Regions from separate parts of the Mus musculus genome. Here all the other regions are linked to region 5. A link is a contact called in ENCODE Hi-C data. All regions are on one chromosome and are shown on one strand. Each heading gives the region's core, a stretch centred on a gene start or an enhancer-like site at or near the end of the contact. The rest is flanking DNA. Distances are from core to core; before and after follow the strand shown.

Region 1 (3,271 bases), core at 140-2,639, about 87 Mb after region 5:
TATATTTTATTTCAGCACTGGCAGATCCCACTGGGGCGACGATTTCGCTCTTTGAAAATGTGGTTTGTTTTTAGAATGTACGGAGTCAAGGGGCTGCAGGCTTACATCCGAAAGGTGACTGCCTTCTTTGTTTATCTAATGTTCTAACGGTCGGTCGTAGGAAACTCAGAAACGAATTCAGGTGTCTTTGTAAGCAAACACCATCATGCATTGCCTAACAACAGGGATAAGCTCTGAAAAGTACATCATGAGGCCCTTTCATAAACATGAGGGCATCAGAATTTTCATATACAAGCAGAGACAGACAATTTCCTAGAAGGGACAGGCCTTTGGGGACAGAGGAATGGATGTGATAAGTTATTCTCCCCCAGTGAAACGAGTCAATTCAAACCAGGTTTGAATAAAGGCAGGTTTCTTGGGAAGCAGCTCTGGGGCGAGTTCACTGGTCCCAAGGAACGAGGCGCCACGAGGAGCGAGACAGAGGGGAGGGGGAAGAGAAAGCGAGAAAGAGCATGCGCGTTCAGGGAGAGAGAATGCAGAGAGGGGGGAGTGAGGGGGAGCGAGAGGCCAAAATGTCTGGATTACATAGGAAAGAGCTTCTGGGGGAGGGGAGGGGAGGGGAGGGGAGGGGAGGCCCAGCCCGGGGCTGGAAAGTTCAGGCTGGAAAGAGAGTGAGAGCAGCCATGATCTGCTGTTGTCTGAAAGAGCGTTTTTTTTTTTTTTTTTTTTTTTTTTTTCCTTAAGCACAGCGTTGGAATCAGGCAGTAGTTTGGGCCTTTACGATTAAGGCACTCACAAACTGGTTCTATGTATCTTCTAAGACACTTTCATTAGAATATAGGTTATCAGCTCCAGGAAGTTAATTAAAAGCAGTGTGTAAATTTAATGTTTTCCACGTATCCATCCAGCAGTAATTTTGACGGAGCAATACTAGTAATGAGAGCATAATGTTTTTCTCCCCCACTACCGCCAAACAAAATGAAATAAAACAAGCAAGCAAACGAACAACAGCAGCAACAACAACCCAAACCTCCCAAACTAAGAAAACCTTTGAGTTGGTTGGGATAGATACCATCTAGTCCTTTTGTCTCAAGGAGGCTTTCTGGGCAGTATGGAACTTCGGTTCCAATAAGCCACCCAGTCACTATGATGTGCCTTAAAGTAGCTTGAGGAGCCGCTTATTATTCTAAGTCCTACTACCCTACTTTTTTTGTTTGTTTGTTTGTTTCCAGGCTAAGCCCTGAGTATGAGCCAGGACATGTCTACCCATTTAGTCAGATGCAGAGGGCCCAGTGACTTCAGCTGAGTCCTTTCTAAGCCACAACATCATCTTGATGAGGCAAGCATGCCTGTGGTTTCCAGCCTGTGGTGGTGACAGCTTTCCCCTTAAGTCCCACTGCATTACCAGATGTGCAGCTAAAGGCAGGGGCTGAGTGTCTCGGGCCCTCTTCTATGACAGGATGCAGAAAAGCAGTTGTTAGAAGAGTACCCGTGTCTCTTCTAAACTGGCATCTGTCCAGGTCACAAAACTGTTGTAAGGAAATGTATGCAAACATTGAGCAGTGTAAGAAGCTACACAGGGGAAAGAACTAGAAACCTAGAGTGTGTGTAGATTTCTAGATAGTCCCTGATCCAATTGCAAACGGGATAAGGAGGGTGAGTCAACTTGTGTGTAATAAGAAAGAAACCCCAAGTGGTTTATCAGTCAAAGGTGGTGATGACTCTCAGTTCAGGACAGCTCACTGCGATTAGCTTGTGCCAGGTTAAAGACACACCACACCTCTTTCTGGAAAGGCCCCAATCCAGCCTTCACAGGAGACCATAGGAATGGTCAAAGATGGCGTTCCTAGGCTTGAGCTAATTGAAGAGCATTTTAGTCCTGAATCTTTGGTGCCCTCTGGTGGGAAGACTTGAGACAATTGCTTCTGTGGCATCTATGACCAAACAAGCTGTGTGTGCTTCAGCTCCTCTAAAGGATGGGCCTTGTGGAAGGTAGTGCTGGATGCCAGGAGGCTCCAATTAGCTAAGTGTGCCCTTGGAGAGTGAGCAAATGTTCATATGTGGTTTTAATCAGTTTTTGAATTCTTTAAACATCTAGAGATTAAATAAGTTGGTGTATTCAATGCGATCACATAGCGTTTTCTTTTTCCTTTTAATTATTTTATTATTTTGGAGCTAGGGTCTCAGTATGTAGCCTTGGTTGGCCTGGGGCTCAGTATGTCGATCAGGTTGGCCTCAGGCTCAGTATGTCGATCAGGTTGGCCTGGGGCTCAGTATGTCGATCAGGTTGGCCTCAGGCTCATAGAATCTTCCAGGTGCTGTGATTACAGGCACACACCATCACACCAGAGGGGACACAGCTCTTGAATGTGGCAGGTTAGGGTGATTCCTGTCTGTAAGTTGGAATCAGGCTGGGATCACTATCCCATTTACTGCAGAAGTGATACCCCAGTGTACACATCAGATGCAGCTGATGTGAATCTCAGCTGAGCCCAGGTATGACTGAGGCCTACGCTATGACACTTGTTCTTGCAGGGTCTCAGTTTCCTATCTACAAATTAATAAAGCTATCATGAGGAGGTCAAGGTGGCCTTTTTTTCTTTTAGAATCTTCAACTACTTCTTTATAATGTTTATTATAAAATTATAAACGGAAGGGGGTTAAAACATAGATCCATGGACAGAAGAAAATGAGGTTTTTTTTTTTTTTTTTTTTTTTTGAGGAAGCTGGAATCCTTGTGGTATAGGGCAGATGAGTTTCTTCTCAACCTATGTGGGAAATGCTGGTGAGGATGCAGGACATTGCTCAGCGCATGTGAATGACTAATAGATGTGCAGCCCTATAAGGTACTGGGTGGCCAGGGTTAGGCTAAAGTTGTGATGAGAAAGACAGCAAGTTTCCCTTCCCTTTTTCCAGCACGTGGAGCTGTCTCATGAGTTTGAGTCACTGGTACGCCAGGACCCTCGCTTTGAAATTTGCACAGAAGTCATTCTTGGGTTGGTCTGCTTCCGGCTAAAGGTATGTTATGCCAGTGTCAGCCATCTTTGTTTTTGTTGAACACAATAAAGTATTATTCAGGACATCCACAAGCAAAGTTGTGTACCAGTTGCCAAGGGCTACAGAACATGACCTGTGGTGCTAAGCAGGCCGCGCTGGCTGGCTGACTGGCCCAGTAGACTCTCCTCCATGGACTTGCTGCCCAGTTTCCTCTGATGTGATTGGATGCTTTCCTCTTGACCCAATGCCAAGAGTCCATCCAATACCTCTGGAA
Region 2 (3,425 bases), core at 898-3,397, about 87 Mb after region 5:
TGGGGACCACATCCTGCTGTTCTTTTGACAATCTCCTGGAAGTGGGTCCCATCTGTAAGTATCTAATTCACTCTTCTTTTTGAAAAGTATTCTTGACATGGAGTGGAAAACAAAACAAAAACAAAAACAAAGCTGGGCGGTGGGGGCGCACGCCTTTAATCCCAGCACTTGGGAGGCAGAGGCAGGCGGATTTCTGAGTTCGAGGCCAGCCTGGTCTACAGAGTGAGTTCCAGGACAGCCAGGGCTACACAGAGAAACCCTGTCTCAAAAAACCAAAAAAAAAAAAAAAAAAAAAAAAAAAACCAAAAAACTAAAAACAAGACATGGAGTGGGGAGTTTATCCAACCTTTCACTTTGAGGGATGTTCATCATCAATAATTCTAACCATCATGATTGGCATATCTCGTGTTATATTTACAACAATGTAACCCCATTGGCTTAAATTCACAAACTCAGAGTTTGAGTTAACTAAACAACGGCTAAGCTTAACAACACCAATATATTATGAAAGGGAGAAAGTGTCCAAGCACTTTGTGCTAATATAATGTTTAGGATATGGTGGCCATATTAAGGAAACTAAGCTCTTCAACATTTGGAACAACTACCCCCACTTGAAGGTCCTGTTGCATGCGTGACATACACACAGCATGAATTGTTTGTGCTTGAATCCAGTCTTTAGTCACACCCACTTTAAAGTATCTTTGTTTTTTTAAAAGAAAATAAATTACTGTAAGCCAGAAAATGTTGATGCATGTCTTTAATCCCAGCACTTGAAAAGCAGAGGCAGGCGGATTTCTGAGTTTGAGGTCAGCCTGGTCTACAGAGTGAGTCCCAGGACAGTCAGAGTTGTGTTTCAAAAGAAACAAAGGAAAGATAGACAGGCATAATTTATTGTGCTGTGCTATGCAGTGTGACATTTTCAGTGAGGGTAAACACCAGTTAGAATGCCATGTGTTACTTCTGAGATGTGTACAAGCAAAACAAAGCTTTCCCAATGACTGCCTTGTGGAATGATAAATTTCTCAGACATGCCCATCAGTAAGGAGCACATAGCTGTTCATATTGATTTAGCAAATCAATGCTTTCAAGCTAAACTTCTACAAAGAACACTCAGTTTCAGATAATTTCCTGGGCCTCATGCTTGCCTCCTTCCTCCCTAGATGAGGACATTTTGTCTTTCTCATCGAGACTAGAATTCTGTTTTAGCTGCAAAATGAAGAAATGCCTGTGTTTCCAAAGTTTCACCTTTGATGCGAGCTCTGGGAACTCAGCAGGCCTTGGAACTGTTTCTAAGGCACCAAGGATATATCAGCCCATGAAACTCACCCTTCTCTGTTCCTCAGGGATGTAAAGGCTCGGGTGGAGCTGTCCCTAGCAAGCTCTCTGACCTCAGCCCTTCGACTTGTGCCAGACATCACGCCACCTGCTTGGCATTTGGCTTCATTGTCACTTCGTGTGGGCCAAGCACGTTTCCCACCTCTCCTAACCCCTGATTTACTTGTGGTCTCTTCTTCGGAAAGACTTCTTCTCCCTTGGGTCATTGTTCCCTGGCCAGCAGGAGACAATGGTGGATGTGGGGGCTGGCCATGACCTTAAGCGGCAGGGAAGCTTAGAGCTTACAGCTGCATGTCTTAAATTCTGACCTTCATTTTCCCCTATCAAAAAATTGGAAAGAAAAACGGTTCTCATAATGGTAAAACAGTATTTCCTTCACAGTGCAGCTCAGGGGAGTTCTTGCAGACAATAGGCTGTAGGAAAGGCATGTACTGCGTGTAGTACATGCTTGTACTGCCAGGACCGTGAGGCTAATCACCAACCGTGAGAAGTGGGGTGGACACAGCCTTGCCATTCACTCAGGATTTGGCTCCACCTGTTATGAGCTATGGCACAGCTGTGATTATTACTGGCTAACGGCAGCCACACACAGCAGGCTGAGAACACACTGAACTAGCTGGCCATCCGCAGTATGGCTGTACTGTGGGCCTCGTTAGCTGCAGACCTTCACAAGCTCAGCCAAGCAAGTCGAAGTCCTCTGACTCAGATGTCAGGCCAAGGACTGAATGTCCTGGCCAACAGCCGGCTGATGTCATTCCCCAGGGCTATCAGATTTAAAGCACCGAAGTCTTCTGCCAGATAGAGACTACACGGCTGCTATCCCTGAACTCAATCTGGCTCCCCACAGGAGCAGGAAGATGACAGCCAGCAGGTGGCCCCTGCCATTAATGCTCACAGTGCTGGATGAGCACAGCTCAGGCTGCCCTGCTGTCCTGCAGCTCCCTCTGGCAGGCGGTTCGGGTGCTGTGGGCAGAGCCCGATATGCACTTTGCAGTTTGAGTTCAAACCCAGGGATTGCTCTTAGGACAGTGTTGGGGGTGCTAACAGGCCAACACCTACCCCTTTCATGCATGGCCAGTGTTCATCAGGGCAATAATACTAACTGGTGGTAGCGTCTTATAGTTAAGCCTTTGTAACCCACCGTCTCTAAGCCAATGCCTTTTGTTTGCTGGGGGTGGAAGGCGATCAGCGTTTATTAAAGAGAGAATAAGTTATAGCAGATGGATAGGTGGCAGCCTTAGGTACACACATGGGGACACTGAGGAAGGGGAATAGGTATACTATGGCCTGCCACAGCTTCATCCCAAGGGACAGAGGGGCTTGCAAGGAGGTTGTACGCCATGGTTACCCTGGCCTGACTTCTGCATAATGAGGCATCCTTTTAGAAAATAGATTGTAGTAGCAACAGGAGGCCAATGGCTTTAGAAGCAAAAGGTGGTGGGTGTGGCCTCAGTGGTAATGTGCCTGACATATGTAACTCCCTATATCTGGCTGTTGTGTGTTCATGCTACATCCACATAACTCCTACATGTGTATGTGTGCTGGAGAGCCTGGATGATGGGGCTGGTCTTAGCCAAGCATGTAAGATGCAGAACACAGAGGCATTGTCAGTACTGTCTCCCTTCCCCTTAGGACCAGGAGAAGCCCATACAGAAGCTTCTAAGGAGCATTTGTGAGTTCTTTCTTGTTGGAGTTTGGAGTTGATCCAAGTTGCAGACTTCTCAAGGCGGTCCTTGCGACTGAGTACCCTTGTTTAGACACTAGCTACAACCTGAGGACTCTTCAAACTCCTTTAGACCCCATAAGCTGCTAAAGACTCTAAAACTTACTGAGAACTGTCTCACAGGGATGGTTGAAGATTAGAGATTAAAATCAGCCAAGGAGACACACAGGACAGTCTTGAAGTGTGAGCACACACAGCTTCTGGTGAACTCTGAGGAGTCACAAGGGCATGAAACACTCTAGCCGTATATAATATATAACTATATGCTCTGAGTAACGACATTCCCCTAGAAGGCAAGGCTCTCTAACCTTTTGCTGCTTGTTTTTGTGTAGACTTGGTCCTACTCAGACCCTCCTGGAAGCCCAAC
Region 3 (3,091 bases), core at 225-2,724, about 87 Mb after region 5:
ACCAGCCATTTCTTACCACCAGGCCATTGCAAAAAGTCCTGTCCTTATTAGCATTTCTTTGAAATGAGAGAATTTCTTTCTTCTTTCCTGTTTTTTTTCATTGTATGATTCAATAGAACTTTATTGGGAAATGTATAGAAATGAGTAGTTTAAGCTATGTGCTCTTCCCAGTTAAAATCAGACGTATTAAGCACTTAGCATCTAGGTCAAGGCTACTGGTTCCCCCACAGTCCCCATAGTAGCTTGCGAGCTTTCGTTAGGTGAGGGAGCTGTGTTGAACATCTACCATGCATTTACTTGTTTAATTCCTGGAGCAACCCTTATAAATACTGCCCTCCCCAATCTTACCAGAGACAGAAGTAAGACTCACAGACAACAGAGCTGCCCAGGGTTACTAGTGAGACTCAGCAAGCTATGGATGCACCCCACGTTTATGGGACCTCATAGCCAGTTCCTCCCAGATAATTCCCTAAATCCTGACATGTTTTGTTTTAAATAAACTTTCTGCTTCTAATAGATTTTGAAACAAGGCCTTTCCAACAAGCCAAACACATCATTGGAGGAATGCAGCCATTCTAGAAATATGCTTCTAACCCCCAGGGTGTCACTGGAGAACATTGTAGGAGAAAGATGTCTCTGGCTCAGGAGCATTTAGCTTGGCAGTACTATAAGATACAGCACACACATACCCACTGCCCAAGAGCCATCATGGAGTACCAGCAGAAATGGACCATGGGCCCTGGGTTCCTAGGGGGGCTCATTAGAAGTCACGTATGTGGGAAGAGACCTGTATTGGGCATGTAGGTGATCCTCTGCCTACTCAGAGTTATGGAGACAGTGTTCTGAAATCCACAGGGCTGGGGGAGATAATAGGCTGGGAGCCATCCTATGGCCCTATGGAAGCTGGAGTTCCCAGACAAGAGGAACTGTCTGAGGTGCTTGTTCAGCTGGTCACGTGGTAGGAACTGGCTTTGGGATGGAGAAACTTCCAAGGAGGGGAGGAGACCATAACACCCAACAGGCAGAAATAGGGAAGTTGGGAGCCAAACAGAACAGGCATTTTGGAGGAAAAGCAGGATTATGAGGCAATGACGGGGAGGCCCTAGCCCCAAGGCAGATGTGTGAACCCCAACTGCCATTGTAGAAAATGATGGAATGGTCTACTTTGCTCACCATGCATCTGGCATAGCAGCTACGCACCAGGAAGTCCTGGGCTTCCCAGAGCCAAACTTCTCTATTCTGTCCATGTCCCTCCCTGCCTCTCCTATCCCATCCTGATCACTATCCCCAGGAGGTGGGGACATGCTTGGTGATTGTGACACTGTGTTGTGTGACATATTGTAACTGGGTTTCCACATCCTCTTGGCTGTATGGTAAGAGCTTGTGAAGAGGAACGAGGGTGAACACTGAAATATAGGAATGCAGGAAAAGAGGAAGCTGCTCAAGACACCAGCCCAACTGAAATCAAAGAGTTATGGAGAACTGACAGAAAGGGAAGTAAGATTAGGGAATGATGCAGAGGGTTTAGCAGAGAGCTTGGGTCACACACAATACACACATGCACACAGACACACAAATATAGGCCCATGCACAGATACTGTCACAGAATAGGCATGCACACACAAGATGGAACAACAGCAAACATGCCATTAGACCTATACAGATGCAAAAATACAAGAGACACATGCACACATGTGTCTTCTCACACACAGGCATGTATACATGTATTTACACAGCTTTTCTTGAACATAAAATGAGAGTTTGAGCTCTGTATTCCTACTCTCCACAGAAGAGTATGACGGCTACCTTAGTCTTGTGGGATGAGAGGGGCTGCTCAACTGTGCCCTGCATATTTGACTCTATCTGCTATTTGATCCTAAAATCTAGGAACTCTTGATACTTCTGGTAGGCCACTCAGTTCTTTTTCTCTTGTATTTAAACAGCGAGAATAAAAACCACAATAAGATTTCCTTACATTTTAATAAAAATCTAGTGTTAGGACTGAGATAAAATCAAGCAAACAAGCAACAAAAGTAGACTACTGAAACAGAGAATATATTTATATATATTAATACTTAAAAAGGGCACATTTAGAAACCTCTACAACTCAGTTTTTTTGAATGAAGAGAACAGATGAAAGAGAATATCCTAGAAGAATGAGGAAAATTCCAAACTAACGTGTTAGTCTGTGGCACTCTGTTTGTGGAGATAATCAGCAAGCACAGGGTTGAGTCAAAGGCAGCCCACTAGTAGAGTGTGGACACCAAGAAGAAAAAGTCCTTATCTAACATGTCACAGGCTAGTGGCAGAGCCCGCAGGCCCCACTGAGGAGGCGAGAGAGCGGCCTGGTGTAAATGGAAGGCACCCTCACCAAGGCAGGGATTAAAGGTCACACGCCTCTGTCCCAACCGTCTCACTGCTCCAGAGAATTATCAGCCACCTCAGAGCCACTGTTGCTCTCACAACAAACTGATGTCCATGGAGACTTTCTATGCTAGTAGCTCTGAAGAGCTGTTCCTATTTGTTTACTGTCTTGCCATCTAGCATCTGAAACTTTGGAGGGACTTTGACGTGAGACTGGTGGCTTAGAGTACTGTGTGGTGTACACACATCTGTGTGTTTTTATGTCCAGCCCTGGGAAGGCCATGCACTGAGTGGGTGAAGGCTCTTCTGTGCTCGTGTGTGCTCTGAGCATTCTTTACACAAGACCTTTCTACTCAGATATTACCTACACTGGGTCCTAGATGATACACAGCACAAGGTACCTGTCCACCTGTATGGGCCAGGTGTGTTTCTTTGTGAAAGGAATTTCAGATGGCTCAGGCTTTCCCTGGAAAATGGAAGCTGGGGAAGATTCCCCTAGTGGAGGCTGGTGGGCAGGACTATGTAGAAGAGGGCTCAAGACTCTTGTGTCCACCTTCCCTAGAAACCCTGGCCAGCCCTACACCTGTCATGCTGTCTTCAAGGCTTCTGATGGGCACATTCTTGGCCAGACGCTCTGGATGGTATTTTCTATGTGTCACATATATAAACCATCATATTTTTGAACACAGAATGTCTTGGGGGAGAACGACTAAGAGGGTCATTGAAA
Region 4 (3,372 bases), core at 1-2,500, about 90 Mb after region 5:
GGGACTCCCAGAGGCTAGGGAAATGCTTGTTTCATTCCTTAGGGCCTGGGGCTCAGGGCCTGGGGAAGCTTTTGCCTCAGGCAACATCTCCTTCTCCCAATGTCTCCATTTCTCAGAGATAGGCATAGCCTTCCCAAACCTGGGGGAGAGGAAACAGGGTGTGGCCCGGCCTCTAGCCTGGCCTAGGATCCAGGGCCTCACCTCAGTGTTTGTGAAGGCTGCGCTGTAAACAGATCCACCAGATATTACTTTCCTAGCTCAGCTTCTCCACCATTCCTGGCAAGCCTGGCTTTTTCTTGAAGGCACAATATGGCAAGAATTGAACAGGTTTTGGTAACCTCAGACAGTGGCTGCACCGAGCAGATAGATACAATTTCTACCCTCTTTTAAAGCTACCTGGAGTGTTTTCCCGGAGTGGAATCAGAGATATTAAGGGCTGCTGGTGTCCACTAGAAACTGATGGAAATTCCATCTCATTTATGCAGACGTGTTTGAAAGACCATGCAATGGCATGCCATCATTCCCTGGAGATCGCAATGAGAAAATGGACACAGAGGCCCAGCTATCCGAATCTTGGGGATCTCTTAAGAAATCTTGCTCTGTCCTCATCTGAGAAAGGCTGTTCAGGAGATCTTCTTTCTCCTGTGTTCCTGCCAGCCTCAACCGTATTCTCTCCTGCTAGGTTCACTTTAAGAAGTCAAGGGACTTCTACCCAGCACCATCATCTCCTCCTGCCTGGTGAATTCTGGATGTTGAAGGGGCTGTTGGAGCATCCTGGGCTGTCTTAGAGACTGCTGCTTGATACACGTAGAGCCCCACGGGATAATAAGTCACTGGAGGGTATTGTAGGACTTCCTCCTGGCAGAAACAGCACTTAGACACACTGGATGAAACAATAAACTGGTTTTGCAGGAATGGGACTCGAACCTCCCTCCCCAGGTGCACTTACGTAGACATGGAACTGTTGAGCCTATAGAATACTGGGGCCCCCGAGGTATTTAGGGAGGCCAGCGAAGTGGGAGGGTATTTTAAAGAGCTCATCCCTTGGGTCAGGAACCCGAGGGGGTGAGTGCGGGGGGCGGGTGTCCAGCACCTGGAAACGCAGGACATTGTTAGGAAGATGAGACCAGGTGACCGGCAGGGCTCCGGTGCGCGGGCGGTCCGTAGCGATTGCCGGAGCCGCCTCGAGGGGGCCCTGCCGCGGGCGCGGGCGGCCAGCCAGGAGGACGGGCCCGCCCGCGAGCAGCTCGGAGCCCAGCTTCGCTTCGGCCATCGCCCCGCCGGACCGCGCTGCGGGTTCGCCCAGGTACCAGGGTCGGGAGCAGGGCAGGGGCAGCCACACGCCGCCACACTCTTTGTTTGGGGCCCCCGCTCAGGTTCCAGAGCCTGGGCGTTCGGGGTCTTGGAACTGGGTTGCAGCCGAGCAGACACCAAACCTGGGCGCGGAGACAGTTGAGGGTGTAGGGACAAGGCGCGGGGGCACCCGGGAAGGGCGCTTGGGATCCAGGACTGAGGACGACCAGGGGGTCTGCGGCGATCGGGAGTCTGGGGCTCAGCCAGGTCCTCGGGCCGACGCGGGCCGGAGCTCCGGGGCCGGCAGGGTCCTGGTCGCGGCGCCCGGCGCCTAGCTAGGAGGGCGGGGGCGGAACCACACTATCGCCGCCCCGGCCCTGCGGACTTTGCTCCCTGAGACAGTTAGGGAAGAGAAGACGGAGGAGCCGCTTGGGGCTGCAATGAGACTTCTCAGGACTTTACTCCCGCCTTTTCCAGGCAAGTGAGCTGTGTGCCTCTTTTCCTTTCCTTTCGGTTGCTTGGGAGCCAGGGGTCTCATCCCGCCTTTTCCCACTATTCGGAGGAGTACGAGTGCAGGCACAGGCCTGGGGGCCACCTGTGGCACGTGTCTCCTGGCACGCGGGCACTGTAGCTGACAAGTAGGAGGGAGGGTCCTGGGCCCCGGGGTTTCTGTGTAGTTCTGTGTTCTGCCCCTGGGGACGTTTGCTTGGATCGATTTGAGAGTCTATGCCGCAAAAAGAGACCCCGAACCCCTTCCTTCCCCAACTGGCATTCTGGCCGGTGCCAGCAGGTGATCCCGACTCTCTAGCGTGACTGAACACAAAAAGTTCCCTCCAGGGCTTGGGGCCAGCAGACCGCACTATCTAGGGTGACCACAACTGATTGGAACGCCCTCGGCTTTGTCACAGCCCACTCCAAATTTTGTTTCTTGAGTTGTGCCTTCTGCTCCACTGTATAGAGCTTCAAAACGACACCCCAAACCAAGAATACAGGAGCTACTATAGTAATAATGTGTACCCCATCAGAGCTAACCCTTTTGACATATTGATGTATTTCCTTGAGGCTTTGGTCTGTTCATATGAATACTTTTTAAAAGTGCTTTTAGTTTTTTGCCTGTTAAAAGAGATTTTTGACTGTCTTTGTGATTTTGTTGCTTCCCTCTTTGGGGCCTATGAGGTTATATTTGCAAATCAATCAACAAGTATTAAGAAAGGCTTTTCTGTGCTGAGGACCAGGAAGGGGGCGGGGATGGCTGCAGCTGGAAGCTGTAGGAGGCTAGGCCAGGACTTGGAGTGTGTGTGTGTGTGTGTGTGTGTGCGTGTGTGTGTTTATGTGAGGGAAGGGGGGCACAGACAAGGGGGTGCATTTGCTGGGTCCTGGAGAACTAACTGGGGCAATTGGTAAGAAGCCAGACCTCCGATAAAGTCATGGTGACTGCCCCCCCCCCCCCCAAAGAATGACAGAGGGCAATAAGGACCTCTGGCTGAGTGGTACTAAACTCTTTGCCTGTTGTTTATTTCATCTCACCCAATGATTCTTGGAAGAAAGAGGGAAGTGGGATTATCACACCCATTTTGCATATGGGCAAAGAAATGCCAAGTATCCTGTTTATGAAGCTGAAATGTGGAGGAGTAGCTGGAATTCTGGGACACAATGTCTGAGTTCTATGGCCTGGCTCCTGCAGGCTGGCTGCTGCTGCTGCTTCCCTGGCAATTGGCTTTGAATGCTTGTCCAGACAGCAGCAGTTCTTCCACTGAGGGTAGCTCCTCTGCCGAGGCTGCTAAAGCTATCCGCAGCAGCAGATGCGAAACCTAACCACTAAGAAGATAGAAAAAAAAAAGTAGTTGCTTCAGGGAACATCATATGCCTAAATGCAAATCGATTAGCTTTTACAAAGTGTCTCTCTGGCCTGCTGTGTTTTGAAACTGAGCTACTTGCAAATGTTGACTTCATAGTTCACAAGATCAAATATGTTACTATGCTATAGAAGGTTCCAGGGGAGCTGGTATACTCGTGGTATAGCCAAGGCCTGACAAGGAGTCAGCTAGACAAGAAGGTGGAGTGGAAGATATCAAAGGA
Region 5 (3,264 bases), core at 467-2,966:
AGTCATTGTCTCTGTGGAGAAAGAGATGGACAATGTCCAGGCAGCCGCTGGGGTCGTCAAGACCTGGTAAGGACTTTGTAAGAGGCTGTCACCAGGCTTCACTCCTAGAGTAGAGGGGAGACAATTAGAGCATCTGGATGTTGGATTTGGAAGGAGCCCACGGAGTCCTTCTTTTGTGATGGACAATCCCGAGCTCTAGAGTTCACATGGCTGACACAAGATGCCGGCTTTTCCCTTTGCCAAGGGCTCTTTTCTCATTCCATGTTCACTTCTTCACAGAACAGAGCCCAGTTAGAGTCTGTCATCAGCAAGGGAAGGGAAGTGTCCTGTCACACTAAGGGACAGTTGAAACTAGGACCTGTGGACACTAGGGAAAGAAGCAACCGCACTGGGCCCAGGAGCCTGGGCAGTCAGAGCTGGGCAGCTTCCCCAGTTGCCCTTTCCTTGGCAAGGCTACACTTGTTTGCACCCTCCATTTCCTTCCCACCCACCTCCTAGCAACACCAGTATAAGTGGGCAAATTTCCTAGTTCCTCTCTCCCAACTACTTCTTTGCCTTTGTTAGTTCTGCTTACGATATATCCCCTTTCCAATAGAAAGAATTCGTATTTGTCCTATAAGACTCAACTGAAGGACTGGAGAGATGGCTCAGCAGTTAAGAGCACAGACTGCTCTTCTGGAGGTCCTGAGTTCAAATCCCAGCAACCACGTGGTGGCTCACAACCATCCATAATGAGATCTGAGCTACAGTGTACTTATAATCAATCAATCAATCAATCAATCAATCAATCAATCTTTGGACTCTGAGCAAGCAGGACTGGAGTAAGAAGGAAAAAAAAAGACTCAACTCATGTCACCTGCTCACCCCTTTACTCCTTTGGGCATTTTGGTGACTCTGCCTGCATTCCCAAGGCATCTTGTATATCCACTTCTGAAACACCTGCTAATTCATCTTGTTACCATCCATCTGTTCACCTGACTGCCTTGCCTACTCAACTGTGACTTTCCTGAGGGCAGGAAATGGGCCTGAGTCACCTCTACAGCATCAGCACCATGTCTGGTAGAAACAAGGATAGAAAGAGTGAGCTTGGTCCTGGGAGACATGCTGGAGGGAGAGGGACCAAGAGGATGTGGGGCCTGCAAGGATCACAAGTTTGACAGTTTAGGACTCTGTCTTTGAAGTCGAGGTATCTCACCTGGGGATCCAGGAGACACACCCAGGTTTTCCTGGTGGGTGGAAGAGATCAGACACATCAGCTAGCCTCCATGGGCCTCACCTTTCTGTAGTACTTGACAGAGGCAGGGAAACAGGAAGGAGCACACAGAGATGTTGGGGCCATCCTGCCATCTACAATATACTTTCCAGCCCTTGTTCCTGGAAGGGTTGGGATGGCCTATGTCCCTCCAGAGACCAACTGAGTGTACCTAGAAGGACCTACCCTTCACCAGAGTGGCACTCAAAGGGCTGCCTCTCTTCTCTCTAAGGCCTACTATGAGTCCTACCCCCAGTAAAATGCAGGGAGATTTATGGCCATGATAAAGGATAAGAAATCCCATGCCCATTTGGCCCCAACCTTCCCCTGGTTCCCCAGAATGTCCCCCTGCCTCCTCAGCCATCATTGATCTTACCAGGGAAGGGTGATGCTGGATCCTGTCTGGCAGCTGGTGTGTGGTGAGGAACCAGAGCTCGTTCTGTCTATAGGGTGAGGGAATGACTGGCTGTCCTTTATCAGGACTGGCTGCTTTATGCCTCCATGGAGGCGGGGATGTAAGCTCCCACAGACCCCGCCTCCCACAATGACCCCACCCCTTTTTGTTCCACTTCCAGGAGAACAGCATCAACCTGTTTGAAGTGCCCCGCCTCAGGTCCTGTGGGGGTGGGTAAAAAGATGCCAGGCAGGTGTCTGTGTTGCTGGGGCTGAGACAGAAAGAAGGGGGACTGAAAGTTTGCTTATAGACTGGGGAGGAAGGGAGGCAGTGGGAATTGGCTGTGTGCGTGTGTGTATGCACTTATGCTTATTTGTGTGTGAGTGTGCATGTGAGTGTGTGTGTGTGTACTCATGCATGCGTGTAATTGTGTGCAGGGGTGATACAGGGTGGATCACTGCCCTGATGTCATCTGGAAGCACCTGCCATTCATCTGAGGCCTTGTGGAAATGATAAGTGATAAGAAATCCTGTATGTTCAGGGACTACAGGCAGCAGAGCAGCTGAAAATCTGCCCTTCAACTTTGTATGCATCAGCCTGCTGATTCTTACCTCTCTCTATGTGTATATGTGCCTTGGCTACACATGCATAACTTGGTACCAGTATGCACAGAAGTCTGAGGAGGCAGGATAGAGTGAGCTCATATGGCCTTCTATAATTTGGAAGCATCTCTAAGTATATGGAATATATGCTCACACACAGGCAGAGGTGGATCTCAGCGGTGAGATGACGGACAGCCCAGGATGTATGCTGTGGGCGTTCAGCTGTCTCCCTGTAGGTCATTCAGGAACTTTCTCTCTCTCTCTCTCTCTCTCTCTCTCTCTCTCTCTCTCTCTCTCTCTCTCTCTCTCTCTCTCTCTCTCATGTTAGTGCACTGCTGCTCTCTTCAGACATACCAGAAGAGGACTACATATTCTATTACTGATGGTTGTGAGCCACCATGTGGTTGCTGGGATTTGAATTCAGGACCTCTGGAGGAGCAGTCAGTGCTCTTAACCTCTGAGCCATCTCTCCAGCCCCCATTATCTTATTAAAGTTGCTCCTTGGAAATCACTTAAAAGAGGATTCTACACACACAGGCAGGTCTCTAAATTACAATTTATGTGATTTACTGCAAGGCCATATGAAGAAGCAGTTTCCTGGAGATTTCCTTAGGGACTGGTAGGAGTGAGGAAAGAGTCTCACACTCTGCAAAAATATCTTTAAAACTTTATTACTTTACTTTCTCAGAATCCTTCCACACTTTGTTCTGCCTCTCTGGTCCCCATCCTTCACCCCTTTTCTTTCCTCCATTCCCTTCCACTTCTCACCTGGCACAGCTATCAGCATCTTAGACAGACAGCTCTAGCTCCTGTTTGCTGTCAGGTGCCCATCCCCCTTAGGAAAGGTGGAGTTGGGTTCTTGGGTGTGTGGGATGGTTTTGTTATATGACAGTACAAGTGCAGAAGTGTGGTATTTGTGTTATACAAATCTGTTTTTCCTTTCCCCCTAGTTTTCTGTCTCTGTTTCTTTAAACCACTACAATGTAGGGCATCTGAAATCTTGTATATATAGTCCA
Region 6 (3,200 bases), core at 576-3,075, about 86 Mb after region 5:
CAGCCTCTGTTCCCTTCCTTGATTTCTTTTAGCCCTGAACGTGTAGTCTTACAAAACAAAGTCTGTATCCTTCTTCACTAGTATCTCCGGTATATAGCTTTTAGCATACCACATAAGAAGTTTGAAGAAACACAGACCCCAAAATCCCAAGTCGATTGTTGTAGAAAGCAGAGATAGACGAATGTTTAGTACTTTCTCCTGGCTGTTGGGCAGTAAAGTTCCCTTCATTCAACTGGCCCCAGGTCTCACAAACATATTAATAGTGATTTAATAACAAGCTTTTGTGGTGTTCCAAAGACCCTTATGGCCACTATCCTATGTAGCCTAGTGGTTGTTCTATCTGTAAACAATGTACAGTTATTGTCTTCATTTTACCAATGAGGGCAATATGCTTAGAAAGAACAAATGAGGTCATAGGGTAGTTGGCATGCCAGTCAGTGATACCTTGTAGACTATCTGGTGTCTTTCTTACATATAGCCATTGGAGGTAACGCTAGTTGGGTCACAGAGATGTGTAACTGTCCTTTGAGTGGAAAACATGCTGGAGTGCTTCTGATCTATCTGCACCCTTTGCCAGTTCTTACATTGCTAAGGGGGAAGGACAATGTACATTGTACTGATGCGATAAATAGACTTCACATGACCTTGGCTGGCAGGAGATGCAGAGGGTTCAGGGATGTTTGAAATGGAGCTTACTCACCACTGACAAGGAAGGCCTGTTTGCTATGTGAGGGTCAAACTCAAGAGATGAGGAAGTTCATAAGTGCTGAAGGGAGATCGCTCTCCACATTTCACATCACTCATGAGCCCTTAAGAAACAGCTTCTTCCTGCTGTCAGTGCAATCAGCTTCCTCAGCAGCTCACTCTGTGTGTCTGAGAGATACAATTACTACCCCAACACTTGGCAGAAATAGGATAAAAATCATTTTACCTCCATATGCATCCTTTGTCAAAAACCTAACATCAATGGGCATGATGCTGGACTTTTGAGAGAGTTATGTTAAATAAATTATTGCAACTATCTTTGGCTTACTAGTTTCAAAGATATATAAGCTTAAGAATTCTGAAGCTCATATTAAACTCATATTATTTTTAAAATTATTTTTATTGGAATATTTAAATGTATACATATAATGAAAACTAACAAAAGATCAAAGGCATTAAAGAAATGAAACTAAGTGTTTGGATGTGTACAAAAACACCTTTCGAAGCATATTTAGAAGCATAACATTCTAAACCTATTACTGTATGTATAGCCAAAAACATGAGAAATATATCTAACAATGTAGCTTAAAAGTTCTGTGGTTCTGAGCTGCTGATTTTATTTACTTATTGACTCCACACAGTTTCCAACTCTGTTTATGTACTCATACAGAATGCTATGAAACGTCACAAACCTTGACAGGAATGGAGAATAAAAATAAGTAATTCTTTGGGCCTAGCCATACTATCACTGAGTTCATATTCTACAAAGAAGTGTCACTAAGTTGTAAATGTTCCACATATTAAGTGTGCCTGACTTTTAGTAAATGAGCCAAACTAGCACAAAAGTAATTATCTAGACTTGTGACAGATTTTTGTACAGACAGCCTTGTGATGGCTCCATTTACATCTATAATATGAAAATATAACACAACATTTATGGCAACCTGGAACAGCTTTGTAAAAAGTGTTGGGTCAGTGGAAGTGCAGAGATGTCTCTAGTGTTTGGGAGGCTCCCATCGATGTTCTCTGGCGATGGAGAAAGTGCGGGCAGACAGCATTGTGTTCAGCTGCATGGTGGAAGACGGGCGCTTTTCCAACACAAACATCCCTAAGAACCTGGGCGGCTCCCTTCCACTGCAGAGCCTGGGAAAACAGGCCACAGAGGAAGTTCCTTGGTGGAAACAGCAGAGCGGCCATACTGAGGGTGCGCGGTGGAAGGAAACGGCAGCTTATTTTAGCTACTGGACATCTACCTTTTGTTTATGGACCCTTTCCTCTCTGACACGTGCTGTTAAAGAAACAAATGTGGCTTTGAAAGAGATTAGATTCTTACCTATTTTTAGCCATTCTTAAAGCATGGCATTTTAGCGAGGCTCTCAGCTAAATCAAAGCAAAATGTGCAATGTCCATTTCCCAGCGGGAAACAGCTTCATGGTCAGCGGAAAAGGGAAGCGGTGCTTCGTGTTCCGGCACACTGTTCCAGGGTTCCTGTTCACCTCATTCTTTCTCACTTTGTCGTTGGTTTTGCTCATCCAGCACTCCAACAAAGAAATATGTGAAATTGGCGCTTCGTTATTACTCTTACCTTCACATCTTGCCTCTTTAGTGATTCTTCTTTTTTTTTTTTTAAATTATGTGTACATGTGTGGAGGATGAGGTTGTATATATGAGTTCAGATTCCTATAGGGTCCAAAAGATGCCATCAGGTCCCCTGAAACTGGAAGTACAGGTAGATGCTCCATGGGCTTTTGGAATTGAACTCCAGTCCTCTGCAAGAATTAGACTTGTTTGTAATCACTGAGCATCTCTCCATTTCCCTTGCTTCTTTACATCTACATATTATCCTGATTTTTTTCAGCTATCTTGATAATCATTATTAGGAAAAGTGAGTGTAAGAACACAAATCTGGATTTAAAACTTGCAGTATGAAACACCCTACTTCCTTTCTTGGAGGCATGATCTGTTTCAGAAGCTGATCCTAAGCACTGAGTTACCCGGTTTTTACTTTTTAATCTTAAACTTACGTTCTGGAGGGGAGGCCCTTGGTCCTCTGAAGGCTTGATGCCCCGGTGTAGAGGAATAATGCTAGGGCAGTGAGGCAAGAGTGAGTAGATGGGTGGGGGCGCACCCTCACAGAAGCAGGCTAAAGGGCGATGGGATAGGGGGTTTGCTGAGAGGAACCGGGAAAGGGGATAACATTTGAAATGTAAAAAATAAAATAAAACATACTCATCAACTATATGCAGTATATATAGTGAATTGTAGTTTAAATATAGGTCTATTCACAAAATTCACATGCATGCTGACAATCCATATTTTGATTTTAATGAAGCCTTTATAAAATATTTGCATGTGTAAATTCAGTTAATGGTGAAAAAGCTAATATCTTTATTTATAAAGGAGGAGGCTGTGAAAATAAAATCTTCTGTTCTGAACTCAGTAGTCTCTGCTCAGGGTTTGAAGTAGTTAAATGACCTTCATGTTTTCAGACTTTT
Region 7 (3,450 bases), core at 46-2,545, about 87 Mb after region 5:
CTTGAGCAAAATAGCACATTAAAATTCAATCTGGGTGGGCTCCTGCCCGAAAGAAAACAGAAAATATTTCTGGCTCAGACCTTTTGAATTGATGCCCCTTTGGGTCACCAGATGCCATATCCTGCACTTCCAAATTAGAAGGAAATCGAAGGCTCATAAGATACCTTGGGAATCACCAGTGATGCTTAGCAATTTTAAAAAGCACATTTCAAATAATGTGCAAGCGTCCTGATGCCTATTTGATAACAGGGTCTCCTTGCGATAGTCTCATGACCTGTGATCAGACAGTGCGATGAGAAAAAGTATGTGTTTCAATACTCAGATCATTTTTGTTTTGCACAAAGCAAACTCAGACAGGATCTTATCAGTAAAGCAAATAGCTCTCGCATCGAAAATAAGGAAAGTCTTTACTCATGAGTTTGAAAACGCTGGCTTCCGTAATCTCGATAGATATGTCGATATAAACCTAAACATAAAAGCAGGACATTCTCTTCGTGGGACCCCGGGCTACTCAGAAGTGCCTCAACTGGCCTGGTCTGCACCTGCAGCCCCAGCCTAAAAAGGCAGAGGCTTTGACCTAAGTCAACGCTCTCACAGTCCTCAGAAAGAAAAAGATAGACGTGAGCGACACGGACACTATGGATTTCGAATGACTTTCCTTTCTTTCCTATTCCTAATTGAAAAAAACAAAAACAAAAATCCACCAGTTATCCCAAGTTTTTCTACTGAAATTTAATTCGAAAACACTCACGTGGATTTGTGCGCCGCGCTTTGGGGGCCAAGAATGATCCTGGGGCGCGAAGAGCAGCCGGGGATCTGGGGGCTCCTGCACCCCGCGGGACCTACCGGGTCTCCGGCAGCCGCGGCCGAGCGTCCCGGGATGGGCTGTACTGCGCCGGGCTGCCCCTGTCCCCGGCCCGGGCGCGGCCGCGCAGGCACTTGTTAGAGTGCCCTGCTAAGTTGGCTGCGGAGCAATTCCCAGCTTTCTTTCACAATGACTTCCTCAAGTTGCTCACTCGCATTGTTCCCCATTTCTCGCCACACTCCCCGCCCCCCGCGGGCTCCGACCCGGCTCCGAGCCCCTGGCAGCCCGGCTGTCCCGCACGACAGCGCCGCCCCGCTGCCGGGGCACCTGGCCCGGGCTCACCGCGCCGCCACCTGCGGCAGCCCGGAGCGCGCGCCCCTCGCCCCGCACCGTGCAAACTTTGGGTTGGCGCTTGCGACTCGCCTCCCGCTCGGCTTGTCCCACAGCCCACCCGGCCTGCGCGCACGGCACGCGGCTTCGGGACCCTGACGGGGACACTGAGCGGGTCAGAGGGAGGCACCCTCCCGTCCCGCGCCCGCCCTCGGGTCCCGCCTTCAGACGGCAACTCCGCGACCCGCCGGGCCGCGCACACAAAGTTTGCAGCCGCACGGGGCTCGGGCCCGGCCGCCGAGGGTAGCCGGGCGGCGGCGGGCACCGGCCGTACCTGCTGGCGCCGCCGGCGGCTGCAGCCCGCTCGCCCGCGCCGGGCCCGCTCGGCGCGCCGCCGCCACCCCCGCGCGCAGCGCGCCCGGGCCCTCCCCTTGGCGCCAAGCTTCCTCATTCCAGCGCAGCATCACGCCGCTGCCCCGCGCGGGATGCGGCGGCCCGCGCTTTGCCCGCGGGCCGGTCCGGCTCAACCGCGCCACTGCGGGACCCGCGCTCGACCCGCAGGGGTGCGGCACGTGCGGGGCCGGCGGGGAGGGGGAGGGGCCTCCCTGCCGCAGCGCCACGCGCGGGACAGCCGGGACAGCCGGGCGGTCGGGACACAGGCTCACTCGCCCAGTCGGGGAACACGGGACACTGTAAGGCACTTTCCCCGGTGTCTAAGAGCAACCGCTGCAAGCGCACAGCCGAGTCCCTGAAACTGGGACCCGTGGGCTCCCACGTTCGGGCTCAGACCCCAAGGTACTGATGCCCACCCTAGGGGGTGGGAAAAGTTGATCCTGTGCGAGTGAGGAGAAGGTGCAGTTCATTTTCCCAGACAACCAATGGAATACCTCTCGCGTCTCTTCCCTCCCACCTGCTCACAGAAGAAGTTAGGATGGCGCCTTCCATCCCGGCCTGTGTGCACACGCCAGCGTGGAAGGGGTCTATGGACAGAGGTGGGAGCAAGGCAATCCTACACCATGCTCCACGGCGCCGCAGACCTCTCCCTGGCGTGTCAGGCACGGAGTGCCTGCGTAGAGACAGGACTGCAGCCTCTGATGGTGCTCACACTCTACAAAGAGCCCATCGTCTTTCTGATTAGCTGGGCCACACCCGAAGGGGGCCAGACAGGCGTTAACCCTGAGCACAGAGGGAGAATCTTTAATTCCATACACACTGCCTGGTGTCCCTGCCTGGGTAGGGTGGGGGTGGCGGTGGCCTTGCCTCACCACTTTTCAAAACCACTTAGAAAGGCACAAAATAAAACTCTGGAGTACCCTTGAGAGGAGTGCAGGCAGCTATAGTGTTTGGGAGGAAGGCTCTGGGCCTCAAAGGGATAGGTTGTGCTGGTGGAAAGGAAGACACAGGCTTCCCAGGTGGCAGGAGGAGTGAGCCACAGGGACAGGCAGAAAATGTGACTCCAGGGCAGCTGAGCGTGGTCGGGGACACAGCTGTCCAGATAGTTGTGGCCTGGCTGCCATAACAGGACCCATGCACCTCGATGACATGCTTGGCCTCTACTATTCTTGAGAGAAGGCCTTTCAACACATAAAGTTTTCTTGGACGGTTTAGGCAACATCTACCAGTTTGTTTTTGGAGATGTGCCACGGTACAGAGATCCTAAGCCAAGTCAACTTATGGGTCAAGCCCAGGGAGGCCAGACTTGTAAACTGCCCTCTGGTCTTACTTCAAGCTCTCCCTTTTCCTTTGTGATCTTTTTTGTGTGTTCCAAACTCTGGCTGTCTTCCTTGTGTCTAGGAGTTGCCTGTAGAGGATTTGCTGAGGCTGTAACCATAAACTGCAAGGTGCAAGGTGATCGAGGCTAGACTGGTGGTAAGGAAGGGATCTTGGACATCTCCAGTTCTTAGATGCTCAAGCACCCTTAGACATCAGACATCCCTTGAAATGCTTGCCTAGTCCTAGGGAATGGAGTCAGACGTGGTCATCCCTGCAAGGTGTGTTCTTCTAAGTCTACAGGTCCAGATACCCTGGGCTTTCTGATATCATCTTAGGCCTTGCATCTTCCAGGCCTGTTTCCTCATCATAACTTGAGGGTAATAATAAATTCTCCCCCAGGGGATCTTTTGAGAGTTAAAAAGGATCTATGTGGAAGATGCTGCTGTAATGCTGGAAGAGCAGACATATCAGTGAATATTACTTGTTATTCAGCCCATTAACCTGTGGTGGGGGCCATACTGCAGAGTTAGGTGTTAGGGTCCACTTCTCTCACTTCCCCACATGCAGGTGGAGCTAAAGTAACTGGTTGTTATTTGGGGGTC

What was found. Hi-C counts contacts between places; a loop is a spot of excess contacts on that map.
Region 1: a map of regulatory T cell shows a loop between it and region 5 (26-fold over the local background). The contact joins the enhancer-like site here to the promoter of Gsdma in region 5. A Hi-C loop is called at or near these places in 2 of 37 maps with a recorded cell type or tissue (T-helper 1 cell and regulatory T cell).
Region 2: a map of T-helper 2 cell shows a loop between it and region 5 (12-fold over the local background). The contact joins the enhancer-like site here to the promoter of Gsdma in region 5. A Hi-C loop is called at or near these places in 2 of 37 maps with a recorded cell type or tissue (T-helper 17 cell and T-helper 2 cell).
Region 3: a map of T-helper 17 cell shows a loop between it and region 5 (20-fold over the local background). The contact joins the enhancer-like site here to the promoter of Gsdma in region 5. A Hi-C loop is called at or near these places in 4 of 37 maps with a recorded cell type or tissue (T-helper 1 cell, T-helper 17 cell and regulatory T cell).
Region 4: a map of regulatory T cell shows a loop between it and region 5 (34-fold over the local background). The contact joins the promoter of Tns3 here to the promoter of Gsdma in region 5. A Hi-C loop is called at or near these places in 2 of 37 maps with a recorded cell type or tissue (T-helper 17 cell and regulatory T cell).
Region 6: a loop to region 5 is called in a map of T-helper 1 cell, with 17 times the contacts of the local background. The contact joins the enhancer-like site here to the promoter of Gsdma in region 5. A Hi-C loop is called at or near these places in 2 of 37 maps with a recorded cell type or tissue (T-helper 1 cell and T-helper 17 cell).
Region 7: a loop to region 5 is called in a map of regulatory T cell, with 20 times the contacts of the local background. The contact joins the promoter of Ikzf1 here to the promoter of Gsdma in region 5. A Hi-C loop is called at or near these places in 2 of 37 maps with a recorded cell type or tissue (T-helper 1 cell and regulatory T cell).

Annotation. Positions count from the first base shown.
Region 1 is chr11:11,819,038-11,822,308 of GRCm38, reverse strand. Ddc (dopa decarboxylase) reads left to right here. Exons shown (of 15, transcript NM_001190448.1): 12 at 16-114; 13 at 2,917-3,018. Among named protein-coding and RNA genes, the nearest start is that of Fignl1, 12 kb to the right of the region's middle. Within about 2 kb of position 1,389, at least 2 of the 3 ENCODE cell types and tissues checked have a DNase peak (open chromatin) inside an H3K27ac peak, as active enhancers do.
Region 2 is chr11:11,843,265-11,846,689 of GRCm38, reverse strand. Ddc (dopa decarboxylase) reads left to right here. Exons shown (of 15, transcript NM_001190448.1): 7 at 1-54. It overlaps Gm51937 (a long non-coding RNA gene), which reads right to left. Exons shown (of 2, transcript XR_003949848.1): 2 at 875-3,425. Among named protein-coding and RNA genes, the nearest start is that of Gm51937, 8.6 kb to the right of the region's middle. Within about 2 kb of position 2,147, at least 2 of the 3 ENCODE cell types and tissues checked have a DNase peak (open chromatin) inside an H3K27ac peak, as active enhancers do.
Region 3 is chr11:11,728,619-11,731,709 of GRCm38, reverse strand. All of the region lies in intron 3 of Ikzf1 (IKAROS family zinc finger 1), which reads right to left. Among named protein-coding and RNA genes, the nearest start is that of Ikzf1, 44 kb to the right of the region's middle. Within about 2 kb of position 1,474, at least 1 of the 3 ENCODE cell types and tissues checked has a DNase peak (open chromatin) inside an H3K27ac peak, as active enhancers do.
Region 4 is chr11:8,662,413-8,665,784 of GRCm38, reverse strand. It overlaps Tns3 (tensin 3), which reads left to right and starts at 1,250. Exons shown (of 31, transcript NM_001083587.1): 1 at 1,250-1,306.
Region 5 is chr11:98,662,803-98,666,066 of GRCm38, reverse strand. Gsdma (gasdermin A) reads right to left here and starts at 1,716. Exons shown (of 12, transcript NM_021347.4): 1 at 1,629-1,716; 2 at 1-11. The coding sequence starts at 6.
Region 6 is chr11:12,335,025-12,338,224 of GRCm38, reverse strand. The region is part of intron 7 of Cobl (cordon-bleu WH2 repeat); the gene reads left to right. All of the region lies in intron 4 of Gm12002 (a long non-coding RNA gene), which reads right to left. Among named protein-coding and RNA genes, the nearest start is that of Gm12002, 22 kb to the right of the region's middle. Within about 2 kb of position 1,825, at least 1 of the 3 ENCODE cell types and tissues checked has a DNase peak (open chromatin) inside an H3K27ac peak, as active enhancers do.
Region 7 is chr11:11,683,770-11,687,219 of GRCm38, reverse strand. Ikzf1 (IKAROS family zinc finger 1) reads right to left here and starts at 1,295. Exons shown (of 8, transcript NM_001025597.2): 1 at 752-1,295. Gm11999 (predicted gene 11999) reads left to right here and starts at 1,585. Exons shown (of 4, transcript NR_166812.1): 1 at 1,585-1,930.